Linked DNA regions of Homo sapiens: region 2 is linked to region 1. Evidence: read pairs that join two places in POLR2A ChIA-PET (ENCODE). Cell type or tissue: MCF 10A. All regions are shown on one strand. Each heading gives the region's core, and the rest is flanking DNA. Links, peaks and the distances in the headings are about the cores only.

Evidence for each region. Peaks named below come from ENCODE experiments on the same cell type or tissue, not always from the same donor. Only the 100,000 strongest peaks of a DNase experiment are listed, where the experiment ranks them.
Region 2: POLR2A ChIA-PET joins it to region 1 with 5 read pairs; 2 of 35 experiments call an interaction of 5 or more read pairs at or near these places.

What each region holds. Positions count from the first base shown.
Region 1 is chr18:22,849,910-22,862,405 of GRCh38, reverse strand. The region is part of intron 2 of RBBP8-AS1 (RBBP8 antisense RNA 1); the gene reads left to right. Among named protein-coding and RNA genes, the nearest start is that of RBBP8, 77 kb to the left of the region's middle. In MCF 10A, for the core only: no CTCF peak of the experiment used is centred there; a DNase peak (open chromatin) is centred at 5,305.
Region 2 is chr18:22,951,582-22,964,077 of GRCh38, reverse strand. All of the region lies in intron 4 of RBBP8 (RB binding protein 8, endonuclease), which reads right to left. Among named protein-coding and RNA genes, the nearest start is that of RBBP8-AS1, 24 kb to the right of the region's middle. RefSeq lists an enhancer at 11,529-12,217. In MCF 10A, for the core only: no CTCF peak of the experiment used is centred there; no DNase peak of the experiment used is centred there.

The sequences.
Region 1 (12,496 bases), core at 2,011-10,010:
TTTGATTTTTTAAAACGAACTGTGGTTTGAATAACTGTGTATATTAATTTATAGATGTTAAAACTTTCCTAATGTTGTATATCCTACCTAAATCTAGTTTTCAAATTTGGCTGTAAGTTCTTGAAGGCAGAAACCGTATCGTACCTTTCTGGTATGCACAATATATTTTAGCATGTTAATGGAAGCATGTCGAAATTTTGTAAATACCATTCAAATGTTTACAAAAAGCATGAGTGAATTTATTGCACATTTAAAATTAAAAGTACTAAAAAAACCCCCAAAAAGTGCTTTGGCTTCATGTATTGGTCAATAAAACGTTATTAATTGGGTTCAACTCAACTTGAAGTTTAGAAAAATAATGGGATTTGTTTGATTTAGGAGTTATTTTTGTTTCATTTATGTTTTGTTTGTGCAAGTTTATGGGTACATGTGAATTTTGTTACATGTATTTAATGTGTAGTGATCAAGGCAGGATTTTTAGGGTGTCTATCACTTGAATAGAATACGTTTTTGTTAAGTATAGTCACCCTGCCCTGCTATCAAACATTGAATATATTTCTTCTATCTTACTGTATGGCTGTGTCCTTTAACCCACTTCTCTTCATCTCCCTCATCCCCCTATCTCATCCTTCCCAGTCTCTGTTGTCTATCTTTCCGCTCTCTATCTCCATGTAATTTTAGCTCCCACATATGTGAGAACATGCAATATTTGTCTTTTTGTGCCTCGCTTATTTCATTTAACGTAATGACCTCCAGTTACATCCATGTTGCTGTAAATGACATGATTTCATTACCTTTTATGGCCAAATAGTATTGCACTGTGTATATATACCATATTTTCCTTATCCATTCATCTGTTGATGGACATTTAGGTTGATTCCATATCTTTGCTACTGTGAATAGTGCTGCAGTAAACATGAGAGTGCAAGTATCCCTTTGATATATTGATTTCTTTTCCTTTAGATGGATAGCCAGTAGTGGGATTGCTAGGTCATATGGCAATTCTAGCTTTAGGTTTTTGAGAAATCTCCACACTGTTTTCCATAATGGCTATACTAGTTTACATTTCCACCAGCCACATATAAGAGTTCCCTTGCATCCTCATCAACATCTGTTATTTTTTCTTTTTAATAATGGCCATTCTGACTGGAGTAAGATGATACCTCCTTGTAATTTGATTTGCATTTCTCTGATAATTAGTGATGCTGAGCATTTTTTCAGATGCCCATTAGCCATTTGTATGTCTTCTTTTGAGAAATAGCTATCATGTCCTTCGTCCACTTTTTAATGGGATGATTTTTTTTCTCTCGAGATGTTTGAGTTCCTTGTATATTCTGGATGTGTCAGCTTAGACCAATGTTGTTGAATAACTTGCAAATATTTTCTCCCATTCAACAGGTTACCTCTTTGCTCTGTCGATTGTTTCCTTTGCTGTGCAGAAACTTTTTAGTTTAATTAAGACCCATTTATCTATTTTTGTTTTTGTTTCCTGTGCTTTTGAAGTCTTAGTCATAAATTCTTTGCCTAGCCCAGTATCCAGGAGAGTTTTCTGTAGGTTTTCTTCTTGTATTTTTATAGCTTTGGGTCTTATGTTTAAGTCTTAAATCCATTTCGAGTTGATTTTTATATATAGTATGTATAAATTTTTGAATAGATTTTGTATGGTGAAAGATGGGGTCCAGTTTCATTCTTCTGCATGTGGGTTTGTGGCAGCACTTACTGAAGAGGGTATCCTTTCCCCAGTGTAAATTCTTGTTGGCTTTGTCAAAGATCAGTTGGCTGTAAATATGTAGTTTTACTTCTGGGTTCTCTATTCTGTTCCATTGGCCTATGCATCTACTTTTATAACCAGACCATGCTGTTTTGGTTACTCTAGTCTTATATTTGAAGTCAGGTAGTGTGATGCCTCCAGATTTGTTCTGTTTGCTCAGGATTGATTTGGATAATCAGTTCTTTTGGCTAATCAGTTCTTTTCTAGTTCCACATACATTTAGGATTTTTTTTTTCTAATTCCATGAAGAAGGACATTGGTATTTTGATAGGGACTGCATTGAATCTTTAGATTGCTTTGGGCAATATGGTCTTTTTAACACTGTTAATTCTTTCGATCTATGAGCATGGGAGGTTTTTTCATTTGTTTGTGTCTTCTTCGACTTCCTTCATTTATGTTTTGTAGTTTTCCTTGTAGATATCTTTCACCTCTTGGTTAAATTTATTCCTAGGTATTTTATTCATTTGTAGCTATTGTAAATAGGATTTCCTTCTTGATTTCTTTTTTGGCTAGATCATTATTGGTGTATAGAAATGCTACTGATGTGTGTGTGTGTGTGTGTGTGTGTGTGTGTGTGTTTGAGACGGAGTCTCACTCTGTCACCCAGGCTGGAGTGCAGTGGTGCGATCTTGGCTCACTGCAACTTCTGCCTCTGGGGTTCAAGTGATTCTCTTGCCTCAGCCTCCCAAGTAGCTGGAACTACAGACGCCCGCCACCACACCTAGCTAATTTTTTATTTTTAGTAGAGACAGGGTTTAACCTTGTTGGCCAGGCTGGTCTTGAACTCCTGACCTCAGGTGATCCGCCCACCTTGGCCTCCCAAAGTGCTGGGATTACAGGCATGAGCCACCGCGCCCGACTGCTACTCATTTTTGTATGTTGATTTTGTATCCTGCAAATTGAATGAACACATTGATCAAATATAAGAGTTTTTTGGTGGAGTCTTTAGTTTTTTTCTTGGTATAAGATCATATTATTAGCAAAGAGGGACAATTTGACTTCCTCTTTTCCAGTGTGGATGCCTTTTATTTCTTTCTCTTGTATTATTGCTCTGGCTAGGACTTTCAGTACTATGTTAAATAGGAGTGGTGAAAATGGGTACAGGATATCTTTTTTAAAGTTATTTTAATGGAAAATTTTAAACAAAAACTAAACAATTGTATGAGGGTTAATGTTTTAGAATATTAAGTTTTAGAAAGTTTACTTATTTTATGAAATAGTGGAAATTCAAGATTATTGCTATAAAAAATCACTGTCATTTATTTGCATTCTTAGATGCTTTCATTTGCTAAAAGAGAGAAAATTGTGTTAACAGAAATTGCACTTGAACAATGATCTATTTCACCTATGCCACAACCTATGGAAAATAGTGTAGTGAACTCCCAAGTACCCATCACTGGGCTTCAGTAATTATCAACACATGGACATCTACCCACTAACTTCTTCCTATCTTTTTTCATATTGAAGCTAATACTAGGTATTACAGAATTTCATTTACGAATACTTCAGTGTGTATATCTTCAAAATATAATCGTTGCAATTATACTTAAAATTAATAGAAAATTAAAAATATATCAAGTATTCCATCTGTGTTCAATTTCTTCAATTATAGGTTTCAAACACAGTCCACATGTTGTACTTAGTCACTATATCTCTTAAATCTATAGACCCCTCTCTTTTTTATCTTGTTTTGGTTAGGTCCCTTAATAGAATTCCTAACTTGAAGGTGGTTAGAGACCTTAGAAAGTTACCGAATTCATACTTCATGTCAAGCATGATCACACCTAAATTATCTTGGGCAGAGAGGAGCTGTCTGAGAAAGTTGCCATTCTGATGAAATCGGCTCTCTTGAAGTGTCTTCTACATTGAGATATGTGAGGTTGTGATACTTTGTGGAAGGGAGATATCTAAATCTAAGGTGCACAATAGCTAGTAGTGCTAGAAAGACCTCTTATTTGCTCCAGCTCTGTTTATTAGAATTCACTTTCATTACTAACCTGACAACAAGAGGTTTTCTTTGTGAGAGGCAAGGGGGTTACTATGGAAGTATAAAGAACTTTCTCAATGGAAGAATTTGTCCAGGAATGATGTGTCCCTTCTGTGAGTCTCTGGAATTCTTAACCTTAGTCAGAAATTCAGTTAAACAGTGTTTATATGCTATTTTATATTATCAAAGGGTAATTGGTGTTTTCTTTAGAATCCTGGCCAAATTCCAACTCTGATAAATACGTTCTACTTCCCTAAATTTCCCCTGCAATTTCAAATGGATTTGGTATTCTTAATTACCTGCCCCAACCTGTTGCTTGGTGTTGAAGTTCACCTATTAAGCAGCTGCTACTTGTGGTTTCAGAGGGACCCAAGTAAATTTGGCAAATGAGTGGGTGTATGTGTGTGTATGAATGACTTGGAAGGCTCTAGAACTTAAACTTATTTTCTAATATGAAAAAATTTAAAACAGAGAGAGGGAAAGAGAGAGAAAGAAATATACATAATAAATATATAGTACTCCACAACTATGGGGCCTTTCGTTTTCTTGCTCTGTTACCCAGGCTAGCTCAGTGTAACCTCAAAATCTGGTGTCAATCTCCTGGCCTCAAGTGATCCTCCTGCCTTGGCCTCCCAAAACGCTGGGATTACAGGCATGAGCCAACACACTGGCCTGCTCAGTAAACCTTTATTAAGAAGTTTGTATGTGTAAGGTTTTGCTCTAGATATGGTGGAGGATACAAAGATGAAATAGATAATAGTTCTTGCCTTAGAAGATACCTATAATATTAAGTAGTACTAATTAACCTTTTTAAAAAGTCTCCTTATAGTGAATAAAAACTTGGGCAAGTTACTTACCTCTTTAATCCTAGGTTTTCTTATCTGTAAAATGGAGATAAATATTTATCTGAGAGCGTTTGTGAGCATTTTAACATTTGAAGTGCTTTTTGATATTGCCTGGCACATAGTAAGTAGGTGCTTAGTGACCATTAGTTATTGTGCGTTTTAAAATGTATCACTTAGGTCAGCTGCTAGAAAAATGTGAATACCATGGAAGACTGTACTAGGTTGAGCATTCAGATTCAGATATCTCAACTGTCTAGATTACAGAACCATGGATGGACAGCTCACTCATCCCATAAATGCCAGGATTACAGGAGAATTCCACACCCAAGTTTTCTAGCAGGCTCTAAATCTTTCACTTACTAGATCTCTGGTAAAGATTGTAAAGTCAGGAAAAGGAATTGGTATCCTTCTGCTCCTACCCCATTATCGAATTTAAAATTTGGAATGGTGTTGGGGACTAAGATTTGGAAATTCAGAACTTTAAAGCTGTTATAACAGGAGAAAATAAAAACTTTACTGTTTGGCATTGGCACATATTCCAAAGTTCCTCCCTATTTAATGAGCTTTAAGCTTTCATATGAAACATAAGACACTAAAGGAAAAAGTATTGCCACAAGGCTAATGATGACAACAGCTGCCAGCACACCTTCCATCAAAAGCATGTGAAGACTTGAAACAAACCTGAGCTCTGGTTTGTTTTAGAAGCATCACTGTGACATGCCTGTGCCGGCAGAGGCTCAGAATACATTCCTTAACACTAGGACTCCAAGGTGTGCTGGATGCCAGAAGCCCAGTGGTAATGAGAGAGCAATTGTGAAGCTTCATTCAGATGATGTTCTTTCATTGTGGGTATGCTAGCTCAGAATGTTTGGTGTAGGGAGCCACAATAAAGAATCGGCCAATCCCTTTCCTTCATCAGGGGTTATAGTCTGGCAAATACATGTATTCATACCCTCATCCTCCAGATATTTATTGACTGCCCACTATGTTCAAAGGTTGGTGTTGGTGATTAAAGCAAGTAAAATAGTATATTTGGGACTGTCAGTAGATTATAAACTTCATATCCTATTCTTTGTGTTTTTAGACAAAATCCACTGGGATACTTTAAATTGAATCAAATATATGTATATATATACATACACACATAATATGACTACAAAAAGTAAAAATTTTATTCTTTTATATTGATAATTTACTATATGTAGAACACCATTCTAGGTACTTAGGAAATCCTAAGAAGAATATGGTTGGACTCTAATAACTAGGTTAGAGTGAGAACAGGCTACTTCAGCTTCACAGAGAAATCTGTATTTTTTTTCCATGGGAAACATACTCTGCTTATAAACATATGGTCCATTTACTAACTCTTGGTTTCCTACCTATATATCAGATAGCTAGGTCATTCTAAAAACCCTAAATTGGCAAGTTGTGATCTTAACCTTAACAGTTACTGTGGGCTTTCCATACACATTCTCACTGTGATCACTTCCCCCACTTCAATTTGAGTGAGCGGTGGAAATTCACCTCCCCCTTTCAGCATTTTTAAAGATTATAGTTCCACAAGTATCCATTGGGATAAACAGTGTATATTTGGTGTCTCCATTTCAAACCATATTTGTCTTTCACAAGTAGAGTAAGAGGGAGTTTTGGGAAAAATTTGTACAAATCTAATAAAATCAATGCTATGTAATCAAAGTTTTATTGGATAAGGAACACTTACATAGTAAAAATGTGCTGCATTTCTAACTTCTAAAAGTCTAGGAACAAATGGGTTTTATTAAACTATTATCAACAGATTGATGTGCTAAGACAGAATGATACATTTTGTTCTCTTTGTTATCTGAAAAGCCAGTTATATTCATTTGCACCCACTCTTTTTTTTCCTATCATATTCTTAATAGTTAAATTTCATTCAACTCCTCCTCCCCACTTCTGGCCAGTTCCATCATGCCTTGAAATACACAAAATCTATCAGATCTTTCTTCTTGGTCTGGCTTTTTCTGTTTCCTTTAGTGCCCAGGAATATTACCCAGATTCTTTTTCACTTTGGCAGTTCCATTTTCCAGGCATTCGTAGCCTTATTAGCATATATTAACAAAGATGTGATTCTTGTCTCAACGAGTGTTTAGCACTCTGTTTAGATAGATAAGACATACCTTTTAGGAGAAGTAACTCCTACCTATACTTTTTTCATGGAATTTTAATTTTATGAAAGACCATGAAGGTCTTATAATTTAGTAAGTATAAGTAGCATTGGAAACCCAGGCACATAAAAATAAAAATCTTTTTTCTTTAAATGATTTCAGCATTGTGGAGTGATTCAAAATATTAAACAGCAGCATAGACTTCTTCTAAAAATGGTTCTTTATTTATATCACTGGCTATTTAGTTGGTTAGTCTTTGATATGTTGGGGCTTTTTATGCTATTGTTGCTTTAAATGCATAATCAAATGGTCCAGCCATGTAGAGATTCGAATTATTGTCAAATCAAACAACATAATACTATATTAATTTTTTATCCTAAATACAAATTATATCTTCATGTAATTGTATTTATCATAGTCCTTTAGTAAAATAGAAAAAAGTAGAAGGAAGTAGAGATAACATTGGCCAAATAATTATTTTTTGAAATTATTAATAAGAATGCTTCTGATTTCTTTTTTTTTTTTTTTTTTGAGACGGTGTCTTGCTCTGTCGCCCAGGCTGGAGTGCAGTGGCGCCATCTGGGTTCACTGCAAGCTCCACCTCCCGGGTTCACACCATTCTCCTGCCTCAGCCTTCCAAGTAGCTGGGACTACAGGTGCCCACCACCACGCCCGGCTAATTTTTTGTATTTTTGGTAGAGACGGGGTTTCACCATGTTAGCTAGGATGGTCTTGATCTCCTGACCTCGTGATCCACCCACCTCAGCCTCCCAAAGTGCTGGGATTACAGGCGTGAGCCACTGCGCCCGGCCAAGAATGCTTCTGATTTCTAAAGACACAGCAGTACCTCTGGTGGGTCAATGGATAATAAACTTCACATGTAGTGGAACTAGGTTATTTATAGTTAGGCAAATGAAGAAAACAAATATTTGTTTATTGGAAGCCATACTGCAATTTGAATTATTTGAAAATGCAAACACAATTTATACAACTGTCTATTATGTTTATGGTTCCAGATAAGATACGGTTCTGGTTCAATTAGAATGTGCTTCTTGAAAAGTATTTTCAACTCCTATTTGAAAAGTAATAGTAAGCAGAAAGTGGTACAGAATTCAAAGTACCACCAAATAGGTGATAAGATAACCATTTCTTGTTTCTAGGTAACCCCTAACCTGAACTTAAGGCAACCCAAACCAAAAAGGGAACATAGACACAGAGAGCTCCAGGAGGAGACCTCTAATTCTTCCAGGAAAAGATTAGCTAATATTTAGAGAAAGAGTTGGAAATCCCCTTTCTTCCTCCTTCTCTCCCCCAGCTCCTCCTCTTCTTTTTTTCCCTCCTCTTCTTTTTCTCCTACTCTTTCTCCTTTAAGTCTCTACTCCATTCTCTTCTGCCAGTCTTTAGGCAATTGTGCTGTGATAGGGGCAGTGACAGCAAGAACAGCAGCTACTGGGTTCCTCCTAAAACTGGGGCATGGGAACATTTCTCTCTGATGGGAGAAGCTGTGGTTTCAAAAATGTGGAGTGAAACCCTCTTGCTTTCCCTCCACTTGTTATCTTGCTGTTGGCTCCAGAGAGGGGCCACTAGAAAATGTGGAGGAGAGGGAGGTATGGTGGCTTATGCCTGTAATCCCAGCACTTTGGGAGGCTGAGGTGGGCGGGTCATTTGAGGTTAGGAGTTTGAGACCAGCCTGGCCAACATGGTGAAACCCCGTCTCTACTAAAAATGCAAAAAAATTAGCTGGGCATGATGGTACACACATGTATCCCAGCTACTAGGGAGGCTGAGGCAGGAGAATCGCTTGAACCCAGGAGGTGGAGGTTGCAGTGAGCCACTGCACTCCAGCCTGGGTGACAGAGTGAGACTCCGTCTCAAAAAAAAAAAAAAAAAAAAAAAAGAAAAAGAAAAAGAAAATGTGGAGGGGAGGAGAGAAGTTCAGTGTCCTGATTAGAACATTGAAAAGGGAGCCCCAGGGCACCAGAAGTACTAGGGAGATCATGGAGAGCAGGGAGCCTGGGAAGAAAACTCATAAAGTTGTCTGTGAACTCTTGAGCTCACCCTGGATTTGTGCATGCATGGATCCTAAACAGGATACTAAATACTTTGAGAACTGAACTAAGGGGTAGGTCACAGTCTAGGTCCCACACTGGTCATTCAATGACACACACATGGAACAGAACTGAACAACAGTAAAATCTCAACCTGCATAAGAATCAACAGATGCCACTGCTAATGTATCACAAATGTTGAAATTATCTGATAAAATATGTACAAATAAGTAAGGGCATACACTCTTGAAAATAATGAAGAGATAAAAAGTCCTAACAAAGAAATAGATAATATAAAGAATAACCAAAGAGAAAATTTAGAACTGAAAAATACAATAACTAAAATTAAAAATTACAGAATGGGTGTAATAGCAGAATAGAATTGACAGAGGAGTCAGCGAATGTGAAGATATAGTAATAGAAATTATCCAATCAGAAAAGACATAAAAAATATTTTAAAAATGAAGGAAGATGTGTGGGATAATACTCAAAAGTCTAATGTTCATGTGATTAGAGACTCGGAATGAATGGAGAAAGAACATGGGGGAAGAAACATCATTTCAATAAATAATAGCTAAAAACTTCTCAAATTTGGTAAAAGACATATACCTACAGACTCAAGAAGTCTAGTGAATCCTAAATGTGACAAAACCAAATAAATCCATGTCTAGACCTATCACAATTAAATCATTATGAGCTAAAGACAAAATACTATGAAAGCAGCAAGAGAAAAATGATGTATTATTGAACTGGCTACGGTTTTCTTATCAGAAACTGTTCATGAAAAAGATAGTGGAACAACATTTTTAAGTGCTGAAAGAAAAGAATTGTTAATCTTGAATTTTATACCTGGTGAAAATATCCTTTAGGAATGAAGGTTAAATAAAGACATTCTCAGATGAAAGAAAACTAATACAGTTCACTACAAACAGTCCTGATCTAAAAGAATTACGAAATGAAAATTTTCAGATAGGAAATGACACCAGAAGGAAATATGGAGCATGAGGAATGAAGGAAGAGCAATATAAATAGCAAATATTTGGGCAAATATAATAGACTGTTCTTCTCCTTTTAAGGTGTTTGAAGTATATTTGATCATTGAAAACCAAAACTATAACATTATCTGATGGGTTTTCAATGCATATAGAAGTAATATATAAGGCAAATACAACATGAAGGATGGAAGGTAAAGGGATCTTGGAAGAATTTCTACATCACATTTAAAGTGGCAAATATTGATTCAAAGCATGCTGAGAAAGTTTAAGTTTGTTTACTGTAACAGTCATCACCACACACATACACACACACACACACACACACACACACACAGCCCAAAGTGAAATAATAAGAAACTAAAATAGAATACTAACAAATGCTCAAGTAACCCAAAAGAAGAAGAAAAAAAGGGTAACAGAGGAAGGAAAAACATAAGGAGTGATGAGTAAACAGATAATTAAATAGTAGCCCTAAACCCAAACATATCAATATTAACATTAAATGTAAATGGTGTAAGCACACTAGTTAAAATAGAGATAATCAGAATGAGTAAAAAGGTATCACTCGACTATATGCTGTCTACCAGAAACATACTTCAAGTATAAAGATATAGGAAGGTTAAATGAAAAAGAATGGGAAAAGACACATTTTAAACATGAATAAAAATAAAGTTGGTATAAATATATTAATAATCAAAGTAGACTTCAGAGCAAGGAAAATCACCAGGGATAAACTGAGACATCATGTAATAATATAAAAGTAAATTCACCAAGAAGACATACAAATCTAAATGTGTGTGCACCTAACAGACTTTAAAAATACGTGAAGCAAAAATAGACAAAACTGAAAGAAGAAATAGACATATTCTCAATATATATATAATAATTCTAAAATGTATATGGGAAGACAAAACAAACAAACAAAAAACCAGAATAGCCAAAACAATTTTGAAAAAAGGAGAAAGTTGGATGACTTACACTGATGTTAAGATTTACTACAAAGCTATAGTAATCAATATAGTGTGGCATTGGTGAAGGGATAGACATGTAGATCAGTGGTACTGAATTGAGTCCAGAAATTGGCTTCATTCAAATATGGCCAATTGATTTTTTATGAAATTGCAAAGGCAATTCAATGGAAAAAGGATCATCTTTTCAACAAATGGTGTTGGAACAATTGGATATAGACATGTAAAAAAAATTAACCTCCACCTAAACTCATGCCTTTTTAAAAAAGTAAATAGAAATGGATCATAGTTCTAAGTGTAAAATGTAAAACCAGGCTGGGCACGGCTCACGCCTGTAATCCCAACACTTTGGGAGGCTGAGGCAGGTGGATCACGAAGTCAGGAAATCGAGACCATCCTGGCTAACACGGTGAAACCCCGTCTCTATTTAAAATACAAAAAAATTAGCCAGGCGTGGTGGCATGTGCCTGTAGTCCCAGCTACTTGGGAGGCTGAGGCAGGAAAATCGCTTGAACCTGGGAGGTGGAGGTTGCAGTGAGCCGAGATTGCACCATTGCACTCCAGCCTGGGCGACAGAGCGAGACACCGTCTCAAAAAAAAAGAAAAAAAAAAAAAAAAAAGGAAAACCATAAAGCATTTAGAAGAAAACATGAGAAGGAATATTCATGACCTGGGGTAGGCAAATAATTCTTAGATATAATACTGAAAGCATGATCTAGAAAATAAATACTTGATAAATTGGACTTCAAAAATCAAAATTTTTGCTCTGCAAAAGATTTCACTGTTAAAATAGAAAAGTTAAGATTTTATCACTCTCCCAAACCTACTGATTCTCTTATGTAGGTACTCCTTTCTTTTTTCTGTTTTATTCCACTGTGCTGGAATTTAGTCCTGTGACTTCAGGACCTCTCTTTGCTCATCTCCAGGGCATCCATCTCTGGCACTTTCTTGGCACTATCTAAGTAGATCCCCAGATTTCCTTCTCATTCAAGCCTGCCTTGGGCCATGAGAAACATGTTTCTTTGCTCCACAGTTGGTAAGAATGCAACTAATTCACTTTTTTCATTTGACCACCTCAGTTCTTCCAATCCTAAATAGTTTTCTAATAACTAGAATGGAACTACCACCATCTAGTTATCTAATATCTAGAAATTGAGAATAAAATTTTATTTTTGTCTTGTGTATAATGCACATGTGTATTATCTGTCACAAATGCTAACTCTCAGATTTGCTATATCCTAGCTTGCATGCTCCTTGCTTCCTACAGATGTGTTCCAAATAAGAAAAATAAATCTTAAAATTAATCTAAGCAAAATGTAGGAAGATGGCACTGTTGCTGCAAAGAGTTGCCCAAAAGATTTCAAATAAACTCACAGATTTCACTTCTCTACTGTTGGATTATCCCTGCAAACAGTTTTCTCTCTACATAGAAAATTATTATATTGAGTTAATGTGATACTCAAATAGGAGAACTTAATTTCAATTTTAGATTCTTTTCTCGTGTGGAACAAATACCATTTGGACATCCATTTTATCATAAAAATCCTTCTATAAGCTAGAAAGTTGCTTTTTGTTTCCCCAGCTGAAAATTATTTTATGGCAGTTCATGAACAGATAAGTATCTCTATGCTGTGACACAAAAACTGGCCAATTTGTTGCAAAAAAAATCAGTTAAACTAGTTGTTTTGTCATTGCATAGTTTGAGATTGATCAATTCGTGAATAGATGGAACTCGAGA
Region 2 (12,496 bases), core at 2,612-10,611, 100 kb before region 1:
TTCAACAGCAACATTAGAAGCTAAAAGAAGTGACTTGGAATTCTGAAAGAGAATTATTTCCAACCTAAACCTATATTCTCCAACTATTATTTCAACAAAAATTTTCAGACATGTAAAAATCTCAAAAATTTTGCTTCCTATCATTAATTTTTTTTAAGCATGACAATGGTACTCTTTTTTTGAGACAAGGTCTCAAAATGGTAGTGAGAGGGACTAATCGAAATAAAGTGAAACAAGAATGGCCACAATTAACTGCTGAAACCAAGTGATGGGTACAACGGAATTGGTTATACTACTATGTCTACTTTTATATATGTGTGATTTTCTAAAATAAACTTTTTTTAGGTCTCATACACTCCGTCTCAGAAATCTACTGGAGGAGGCATTCTACCAAAATAAGAAAAAATAGAAAAGAAGTCCTAGATATATGAAAAAGGAAAGCAGTAAAAGGAACCTCTGATGACCACTACGTAGCAGGTAAAGAGGACAGAGTCCAAATTGAAGCAGATCAGAGCCTCTGAGACAGATCTGTTTGAAAAGGTGAAATGACAGAAGATACAACCCATCTAAACACCTTGATACATTTAGATAAATGATAGAACGTTGTGGTTGAACTAGTGGTTGGTAAGAACACTAAGCATATGAAAAAAAGGTCCATCATAAACACTATGGACAACAGAAATTTGCATAGGAAGAAAAATTACAGTTTACAATATGTTTCAGCTTTGAACTGCATTTACATAATCATAAAATAAAAACTCAATAGTGATCTAACCAAAATTATTATACACTACATAGGAGGAAGAGGGAAATGGGAATGGCGTCTATGTAGAAAGCAGAAAAAAGAAAAAAAAACACCTAAGTCAAGAAAAATTTATAGATAGCTCATAAACATTTTTAAAAAGAGATTTTTGAAGTAAACAGCAAAACAATATGAAGAATTGAAAATGACTGCTTCTGAAGAAGGGGAAATTGGAAAGAAGGAGAACTTAATTATGTTTGTTGATCTCCTACTCTGAATAAATGTCTGTTCTTTTGGCTGAAATTATAAAGATGAGAAAGATCAGTACAATTGTTTGACTTGGAATCTGGTAGAAGAGACACAATAAAAAATAGACAAAAAAAAGGGAAAGTAAAGTAAGTTGTATAGCGTATTAGAAGGTGGTATGTACTTTGGGGCTGGGTGCGGTGGCTCATGCCTGTAACTCCAGTACTTTGGGAGGCTGAGGCACGTGGATCACTTGAGGCCAGGAGTTCGAGACCAGCCTGGCCAACATGGTGAAACCCTGTCCGTACGAAAAATATCAGAAAAATTAGCTGGACATGGTGGCACACACCTGTAGTCCCAGCTACTAGGGAGGTTGAGGTAGGGGGGGTGGAGAGGAGGGGGTGTGTATGTGTGTGAGCTCGGGGGGATCACTTGAACCCGAGAGGTGGAGGTTGCAGTGAGCCAAGATTATGCCACTGCACTCCAGCTTGGGCGACAGAGTGAGTGAGACTCTGTCTCAAAAAAAGAAAAAGGAAAAAAAAACAAGGTGATACGTGCTTTGGGAGGAAACAAATCACAGAGGGAGATAGAAGATCCAGTTAGGTTGGGGAACTTGGTGCAATTTTAAATAGGCTATTGAAGAAAAACTTCACTGTGAAGTTAACATTTGCGAGGAGATGTAAATGATGAGAGGGAGTGAGTTTTAAGAATACCTGCAAGAGACTGTTACAGGTGAATGAGGATAGAGTACAAAATTCCTACAGTTGAAAAGTGCCTGGACTATTAAAGAAATGTCAAGGAGGCCAGTATAACTTCAGTAGAGTAAAGCAAAGAGGAAAATCAGCAGGAGAAAAAAAAAAGTCAGAAGGGTACTGAGGGCTGACAGCTGTCTAAATATCTGAAAAGTTAATCATGTGAAAGAGATTTATGATCTAAAGGACTAAAACTAGGACCAATGGGCAGCAATTCTACAGATATAAACCTAGTATAAAGAAAACTTTCCAATTACAGTATTTAAGGATGGAATGTGTTACCTAAGAAGGGAGTGATTTCATTTGTCACTGGACATGTTTAAGCACAGAAAAGACGATCACTCAGAAATTAGGAAGGTAATTTTAAACACATGTTGAATAGATAGTTAGATCAGTGGTCCCTAAACCTGGCTATTTCTCAAAACCACCTAAGCAGATTTAAAAGGGAGGGAGGGAGAAAGAGAGGAAAAAGATTTGTAAGTCTACCCATGATCAACTGAATTAGAATCTGCAGGGACGGGGCCCGGGAATCTGCTCAGAAGCTTCTCTTCACAGATTGATCCTTAAAGCTTTAGAACGGGGTGTCCAATCTTTTGGCTTCCCTGGAAGAACTGTCTTGGGCCCACATACACTAACACTAATGATAGCTGATGAGCTTAAAAAATAAAAGTCAAACAAATTTCATAATGTTTTAAGAAAGTTTACAAATTTGTGTTGGGCTGCATTCAAAGCTGTCCTGGGCCACATGCAGCCCGCAGGTCGTGGGTTAGACAAGCTTGCTTTAGAATAAGGCACTCTCATCTTCTCCTACCTATGTTCTTTTCATGTCTTATCCTTATATTGAGCCATTTTGTTAACAGTGAAAATCTAATGCCTGAGTACTTAAAATATACACACTTGCCCTACCACTCACTCTGGGGTGTAAGAAGTATGGTATGCCTTGAACCTATGGAGCCATCCATGGCTTGCAATAAGTTTCATCATCAGCACTCATTACATGCTTAGCTTTCCTACCTGTATAGCTGGGCCCCCAGCTCTTCCACTCATGCTTGGCTTTTAAGTCTGGCTTAAACTCACAGCTAAGAGAAGGGTTAAACAAGGCTAACAGGCATCTGATATTGATGCTGATCTCCCAGCTACACATGCAAGTTTTTCTTTTTTGTCATTCGCTTTTCCTTATTTCTTGCTGATTACTGGTCACATACATATAATGCTTTTTACAAGTTAAACTAGGAGCTAGTACAACTTTAATTAAACAAACAAAAATGATTAGGTCTGTTGGAACTGTTCCTATTTACCAATAATCTTTACAATTTTGAAAAATCATGTCACTGACGAAAAATGCAGTTAGTGTTACTTGAATCATCAATAAACATACTTGTATCAGTCACATTAATGATCATTTTATACAAAGGAACGAGTATCTCAACAACTCATCTTTTAGAACAGACATACCCGTAATATTTACTTTCTGATATACTACAAATCAATTTTCTCTATATAGTTGTGATATTTAAAAAATAATTATGTATGTAGGTAGGTTATATTATTTAAATTTCATTTCAGGATACTAAAAATTACATTATAAAAAATTTTTATAGGCCAGGCACAGTGGCTCACTCCTATAATCTTAGCACTTTGGGAGGCTGAGGCAGGAGAATCTGCAGTGAGCTATTATTGCACTACTGCGCCCCAGCTTGGATGACTGAACGAGACTGTCAGAAGAAAAAAACTTTTTTTTTATAAAGGGAGACTGTAATATAAGCATTGATAATCATTTGTCTTTTTTGTTGAGACAGGGTCTTGCTCTTTCGCCCAGGCTGGAGTGCAGTGGCATGATCACTGCTCACTGCTGCCTTGACTTCCTGGGCTCAAGTGATCCTCCCACCTCAGCAGCCTGAGTAGCTGGGACTACAGGCACTCACCACCATGCTGGGTAATTTTGTACTTTTAGAGACAGGGTTTTGCCACGTTGCCCCGGCTGGTCTCAAACTTTTGGGCTAAAGCGATCTGCCTACTTGGCCTCCCATGCTGGGAATACAGGTGTGAGCCAATGCACCAGCCTCTGTACACTTTAAGTTGGTAAACTGTATGTTATGAGAATTTTATCTCAATAAAGTTGTTTTTTAAAAAATAGTAAAGTTCGGCCAGGTGTGGTGGCTCATGCCTGTAATCCCAGCACTTTGGGAGGCCGAGGTGGGCGGATCACAAGGTCAGGAGGTTGAGACCATCCTGGCTAACACGGTAAAACCCCGTCTCTACGAAAAAATATAAAAAAGTTAGTTGGGCGTGGTGGCGGGTGCCTGTAGTCCCAGCTACTCGGGAGGCTGAGGCAGGAGAATGGTGTGAACCTGGGAGGCGGAGCTTGCAGTGAGCTGAGATTGCACCACTGTACTCCAGCGTGTGTGACAGAGCGAGACTCTGTCTCAAAACAACAACCACCACCAAAAAAAAAAAAAAAAAAAAAGAAAGTTCATCTTATATAGATTTTTACCACACAAAAAGACCTTGAGGGGGAAAAGCAAAAGCTATCTAGCATTCCTGGAAAAATCTGGGAAATGATACAGCCATAAAACAAGAGTATACACACACACACACACAAACACACACACACATATAAATATACAGCAACAATCAACAAATAATAAAAAGTTCTTGGATATTACGTACGTGATTGTCAAAATAACTTCAATAGTAGGGTTGGAGAATAAAAGAAATCTCACAGAACATGGAAGAAAAACAAGTAATAGAAAATAAGAGAAAAGATGATAAAAAATCAGTCTCTGACTAAGAAGTGCTCCAGAAAGAGAGACCATTAAAAAATAGAGAAAGTGGCAGAAAAAAATTACCAGACTTTGAGTGCTAGTTTTTAGGTTAACAGGTTGAGTGTCCAGTGCAATGAAGGAAACACACACACACAGAGCATCACGAAGGTTGATCAGAACAAGGAAAAATTTCAGAAAGGAAAAGAAAATCTGTTACCTACAAAAGAATTAACACGAGAATGGCAGACTGTATCAGTACTGGAATGCTAACAATGAGAAATGCCTTCAAAGTTTTCAGGGAAAACTATTTTAAACCTAGAAATTTATATCCAGTCAAAATATCAACTATATAATAAACAGTAGAATAAAAATATTTTCGAGAATGCAAGGACCCTTTGAAAATTTAGTTCCTGTGCCTTCTTTTTCAGCAGTTACTTGAGGGTAAGCTGTAACAAAATGAGCTTAAAAAACCAATAGAAAGGCCCACATTTATCGATCACATTCACTGGTGTATCCCCAAGGTCTAAAACAGTGCCTGGAACAAAACAGGTGGTTCATTAAGTATTTGTTGACTGTTTAACATGAGAGAAATGAAATAACTGAATTAATGCAGGGATCTAATGAAGAGAAATCCAGAATGACAGCTTTCTAGAATAGTCTAGAAAGTGAATGACCTAAATTAGTACAAGAAGTTTTTTAGCCCAAGAAATATTTCTTCAAGAAAAAGAACTGGCTGAGCACAGTGGCTCATGCCTATAATCTCAGTACTCTGGGAGGCTGAGGTGGGAGGATGGTCTGAGCCTAGGAGTTCAAGACAAGCCTGGGCAACATAGGAGGACCTTGTCTCTATAAAAAAATCAGAAAATTAGTCAGGTGTAGTGTTATGTGTAGTCCCAGCTACTCTAAGGCTGAGGTGTGAGGATCACTTGGGCCTGGGAGGTAGATGCTGAAGTGAGCCAAGGTCGCGCCACTGCACTCCAGCAGAGCGAGACCCTGCCTCAAAACAAACAAACAAAACCTACAACAAAAAAAAATTAATGAATGAGTAGAATAACTAAGGCATTAAATAATATTAATGATGTAAGGAAACATGGTTCTTGTCTCAACATGAAAAAGGGTAGTGAGAAATTCTAGAAAAAAACATTTAAATAAGTCATTATCATAACATAATTATGAGCTGATTTGAACAACTGATTGGGGACAAAGTAAAAAACAATGTATTTCATCTGGACATTAGAAACAATTTCCCTCAGTGGCAGAAAGGCCATGACATCAGATACGTAAAGAAATGCAATCCTAGCTCTGCAGTGAATATTTATACAGTCAATAAATAAACTCAGTTTACTATTTTCCAACTTCTAGAATCAGCTTATAAACAAAATACAAAAAAGACTGAAATCTGGTAATAGAAAAGAAGATAACTATTGTCAACCTTGACCATATTTATATCGTAAAGGTTCAGCTCATCAAAGGCAGATGGTAGAAAGAGCGGAAAAGTGATAGAGGAAAGGGTAAGAAACACCAGTATCTTCCTGTAACATAATGGTAAGAACAGGGAAACTGTTCACAGGTGAAGCAATATAAAACAAAGACCTAAATATATATATTAAGGTTGAAAGGTAAAATAGAAGAGCTAAAACAATAACTTTTCAAATACAGGAGAGGGATTTTTAAAATATCACTGGCTAGATGGTTACAAAATGAAACAAAATGAAGCAATATTCCCTAGCTTATTACTTTCAGTTTTTCTTATCACCTACCATTCTTGATAATAGTATCTGTGAAAAAGGGTCAATTTTTGATTGCTGATCCTAGTTTAAATTTAAATAGAAGCAAGAAAATGTGCTAGCTCCTGTTTCCATCAGCATGGTTCCATTGCTTTCCTCTTGCCTATCTTCCACTGCTGCTGCTAAAGAAAAAACACTCCCAATTTCACAAGAGAATGCAGTTTCAGTAGCTATGTAACAGGTAAAGGGAAAAAAGGGCAATTCCACAAAAGGCAGAAAGCAACATGCATTCTGAGTTTATTCCAGTTCACAAAGATGAAGAAATAAAAGCTTCCATTTGCTACTAAAACTTATCAGAGTAACAATTATGCTCAATTGTTTGCTATAGCCCAAAAAGATTTATTGACATTTATTCATTTTCATTCAATATGGTTTCACTGTTTACTTACAATGTGCTCAGTGCTGTAAATACAACAGAGATGAAGGTAATGCCATTTCTTTAAAAAGCTTATAGTCTACCAGAGAAAGACAGGCAAAAAAAAAAAAAAAAAAAAGAAAAAGTAATTACAACAAAGTATAATTCATACTGTGACAGCAGAAATACAGAGTACTATGAAAGCACACAGCAACTTAACCTAGTCTAGCAAGTTAGAGAAAGTCTCCTGAATAATATGATGTTTAAATTCAAATCTATGAATAACAGCAACACAAAAGCGGACACTTGCTTCAGTGTTTGAAAAATAGTTGCAGAACCATACATCTCCTGATTATAAGTATCAATTTTCCTTTTAACAGCATCTGAAAATGAGCTCACTGACTGCCAAAATGCTTTAAAAAATATTAAACTCTATTAGACAACTGTGTTTTAACTTCTTTGTTCAGATTTTCAAAAAAAATGCGTTCTATCTACTTCTCCAGCACAGTGACTGTTTCTTAGATTTAGTGAAATACTTTAGTTCCTGGAAGGAAAGTCTGTAAATATACTCATTAAACATAATAATAATTATTAAACATAATATAAAACATAATAATCATTAAACATAAATGAGCCACATAAAATTAGAACTTAGAACTTTTTATTATCTAATTTACTTTTACTAGGTAATTCCCTTCATTGAAATATCTCAGTGTTTTCCCATTAACATACTAAGAATTGCTTTGTTTTATGAAGAGTAGGCTGAATTACTGTTCAGAAATTTTAACAAAATAGGCTGAACACAGTGGCTGATGCCTGTAATCCCAATACCGTGGAAGGCCAAGGCAGGAGGATCACTTGAGGCCAGGAGTTCAAGACCAGCCTATGATCAACGCAGCAAGACAGTCTCTATAAAAACAAAAAAATTAGCCAGGCATGGCGTGGTGCTTGCCTGTAGTCCTAGCTACCTGGGGGGGCTGATGTGAGAAGATCTCTTGAGCCAAGGAATTTGAGGCTGTAATGAGCTATGATGGTGCCATTACACTCCAGCCTGGGCAACAGAGTAAGACCCTGTCTCTAAACAAAACAAAACAAAACAAAAAGACCAAACAAAAGAAAAAAAAATTAACAAAATACATGTTGCTTTTAAAGGTCTCAGCAAAATGTTAGTTTGTACAGATTTTTAAAGCTTACTCTAGATAATCATTCTTACATATGACATAGAACTAAAAGAAAATTTTAAATAAAGCAGAAATTCACCAAAAGTTACCTACTTAGTCCTTTAAAGGTAGTATTTAGTTAGCAACAATTAAAAAAACAAAAACGAAAAAAAAACCTTCCAAGGAAACAGACTATACAATAGGCAATGTTGAAGACCTGATATTTCAGAGTGTCTGTTTTGGTAAACTTTAGATCAAGCACAAATACTTTGAGATGATCATTTAAGATGTAATTAATTTATATAACATTAATAAAGTTAAGACAATATAAAGGGGAGGCATCATGAAATAGTAAAAATGGAAGCGGGGATCAGATTTAAGATATAAACCTGGCCAGGCGCGGTGGCTCACACCTGTAATCCCAGCACTTTGGGAGGCCCAGGTGGGCAGATCACGAGGTCAGGAGATCGAGGCCATCCTGGCGAACACAGTGAAAACCCGTCTCTACTAAAAATACAAAAAAAAATTAGCCGGGCGAGGCAGTGGGCGCCTGTAGTCCCAGCCACTCGGGAGGCTGAGGCAGGAGAATGGCGTGAACCTGGCAGGCGGAGCTTGCAGTGAGCAGAGATCGCGCCACTGCACTCCAGCCTGGGTGACAGAGCAAGACTCTGTCTCAAAAAAAAAAAAAAAAGATATAAACCTAATTATGTATTAACTATGTGATCCTGGGAAAGCTTCTTTGCTCTTTGCCAGCTAGTTTCCTCACATGCAAAATGGATCTATCATCTATCCTGTAGCGTTAATAGAAAGATTTAGCGCTGGATGCCTAAGTACAAAGTGAATCCTCAATACATACTAACTACTGTATTTAAAAAAACAGATCTTCAGCTTAATTAAATGGAGCTTCATGAAACAAGAGATAAATCTTTAAGTGTGCCCACAGGAAATTTTGGATTTGCATTTGAAGAAAGGTGAGCAAAAGCAAGTCTACAAAACAACGAGCTACATATCCCTCATCCCACCCCGACTCCCTGCCACCAAATTAATACCACCTAATGAATTACAGGCCCATGTACCTGAGGATGTAAAGGTGAATGGAATGAAAGGCAAGGGAATATTTAGAATGAGAAATACCAAAGCAGCATGGCATCCACCAGAGGTAGAATAGATCTTAAAGAGAAAAGAACCTAGTTTTAAGAAATGCAGAATAAAACACATAATTTTAACAATTAAATGTATCAACTGGCTGCGCACAGTGGCTTATGCCTACAATACCAGCGCTTTGGGAGGATGAGGTGGGAGAACTGCTTGAAATCAGGAGGGAGGGATCTGGTAGGAGGTAACTGAATCATGGGGGCAGTTAACGCTATGCTGCTGTTCTCTTGATAGTGAGTTCTAACGAGATCTGATGGTTTCATAAGGGGCTTTTCCCCCTTTTGCTTGGCACTTCCTCCTGCCATCATGTGAAGAAGGACGTGTTTACTCCCCCTTCGCCATGATTGTAAGTTTTCTGAGGCCTCCCCAACCATGTGGAACTGTGTGGGAGGGAAATGTTGGGTTGGAGCCTCCACACAGTCCCCACTGGGACACTGTCTAGTGGAGCTGTAATAAGACGGCCATCATCCTCCAGACCCCAGAAACACCCAGATCCACCAACAGCTTGCACTGTGCACCTGGAAAAGCCGCAAACACTCAATGCCAGCCTGTGAAGGAAGCTGGGAATGGGGCTGTACCCTGCAAAATCACAGGGGCAGAGCTGCCCAAGACTGTGGGAACCCACCTCTTGTATCAGCATGACCTGGATGTGAGACATGGAGTCAAAGGGGATCATTTTGGAGTTTTAAAATTTGACTGCCCTGCTGGATTTTGGATTTGCATGGGGCCTGCAGCCCCTTTGTTTTGGCCAATTTCTCCCATTTGGAATGGGTGTATTTACCCAATGCCTGTATCCCCACTGTATCTACGAGGTAACTAACTTGCTTTTGATTTTACAGGCTCACAGGCGGAAGGAACTTGCCTTGTCTCAGATGAGACTTTGGACTTGGACTTTTGGGTTAATGCTGTAATGAGTTAAGATTCTAGGCGACTGTGGGGAAGGCAATGATTGTCTTGAAATGCGAGGACATGAGATTTGGAAGGGGCAAGGAGTGGAATGATATGATTTGGCTGTGTCCCCACCCAAATCTCAACTTGAATTGTAGTTCCCACAGTCCCAACTGTGGGAAGTAATTGAATCATGGGGGTGGTTACCCCCATGCTTCTGTTCTTGTGGATAGTGAGTGAGTTCTCATGAGATCTGATGGTTTTATAAGGGGCTTATCCCCCTTTTGCTTGGCACTTCTTCCTGCCATCATGTGAAAAAGGATGTGTTTGCTTCCCTTTCTGCCATGATTGTAAGTTTCCTGAGGCCTCCCCAGCTCTGCAGAACTGTGAGTCAACTAAACCACCTTTCTTTATAAACTACCCAATCTCAGGCAGTCCTTTAAATCAGCGTGAAAATGGACTAATACAGGGAAAAATAAAAATAAAAAAAAAATATATAGACTACATAAAAGAAAGTAATTTAATGGGAAGGAGATGAGGCACTCATCCACTGATTTCTTCTCTGAAACGGCCTGGAGAAGAAAAACTACTTAAAAAGGAAGTACAAGACTGCAAAGGTTACCAGAACAGGAAGCTCAAACTTTAAGCCATAAAATGAAGAGTGTTTTGAAGACACTGGAAAGCAATGTCTTCAAGGGGCAGGATGAAGAATACTATCTTGGGGATGAAATGGAGAGCCAATTGTATTAAGCCAATGTTTCAAGAAAAACATAATGAAAATGTTATCCAGTAAATTTGAGTGTAATAATTTTGGGCTCTAACAACTTGCTAAGGAACAACTAAACAGGAAGAGTACTGGAAGTCAATATAAGTTGGCCAGTCATCTTACTGTCTCCTACCACAGTAGGAGAATAAAATCCCTGGCTCCACCTTCTGTGCTGTGAAATCCTTCACCTGTTTCCACATAGGTGAATACACCAGGCATCCCATAGTCAGATCCTGCTATAAATGAGGAAAGCAGGGCAACTATGGCTCCAGGACTCCCTGTTAGCTTTGTCAAAGCTCTCTTACAAGTACAGTATCCTCTTCCCTCTCTTCTTCACAGAGTTAGAGGCATGAGGGTCTGACAGCTCTCCCAGACGCCTCATTTCTTACAGGTATTTTTCCCAATAAATCTCTTCAGTGTCCAAAGTCTTATTGATGTTTGCTTCTCAGAGAACTCAGGCTAACATATTTCGTTATTAATACCAATCTTGAAATTTTCTTTACATAGGAATGATGGAACAAAAAGCATTCCTAATCTCTTGGCGTTAATGCCATTACTCACTCCAACCTCACTGCTTGTAGAAAGTGGTGTAATGGTAGAAATGAGAGAAAAAACGTGGTGAAATAAGAGAAGGAAGCTCTTCAATGGCTGGAGTTAAAGGCTGAGAGAGATATGTTCCCTGAAATCCTCTACTACATATCCAGAGAAAACAGAAGGAAGCGCCTCACCACACTACAGATGAGTAACTAATGATTTCCTTTCCATTGCTGACCTGGGAAAGGGTGAGTGGGAGAGATGGCTTTCTAGTTTCCTGGCTTCTCAGCTAGACAGCCTAGACATGGCTGTGTTATATAACACAGATTAGAGTGCTAAAAGTTGGAATCATCTTCCAATTAGGAGATAGTATATGTCTTATTAAATATCTGTTATGTACTGCTGCTTCCATTATCTCATTTAAACTTCAAAATAGCCCTGCAAAGAAGGTATTGTTAGTGGTCAAGACCTATGTTCCTGGCTTTTCTTCTATTTTAATAGTTTCTCTTTCTCAATCTTTTGCTGGCTGGGTCCTTATTCTTCATGAAACCTTAATCAGGAATGCCAAAGGATTCAGCCCTAAGACCTCTTCTTTCTTCCTATACTATTCAAAGATGTCCTTAAGAGATCCACTGAATCCTAGATTCACATATACATCTATCTACTTGACATTTCCATTTGGATAGACAGGCTGTTGCTACCTACTTATATCCCTTTGTTATTCTCCTGCTTAAGTGGTTTCCATCACAATTAAAATCCAAACTTTTTGCCTATGTCCCTACGAAATCTAGTTGTTGCCCCACTAGATTTCCAATCTCACTCCTATCACTCATCCCCTTTACTCATTAAACTAGAACCACAGTAGACTTTCTGTTCCTCAAATATTTCAAACTTATTTCTACCCTAGACTTTCACATTTGTCTGTTCTATTTCCTTTTGTCTCTAGTTCTTCAAGTGGATGGTTCCTTTCTGTCAATCAAGTCTCAGTTAAGACAGCACCCCAACTCCATGGTGACAGAAGCTCCTGTGTTTAGGATCCTTCTAGACCTCACCCCATGTATCTCTTCATTTGGCTGTTGACTTGTAACCTTTAACAAATTTTTTGTAATAAACTGATAAATATAAATGTTTTCCTGAGTTTCGTGAGTCACTCTAGTAAATATAACCCGAGGAGGGGGTTGTGGGAACCCCAATTTAGAGTCTGTCCAAAGCATGGGTAAACAACCTGGGGCTTGAAATTGGCATCAGAATTGAGGGAAGGACACAGTCATGGGGACAAAGCCCTCAACCTGTGGGACCTGATGCCATATCCAGTGTAGGAATTGAATTAAGAGGATACCCAGCTA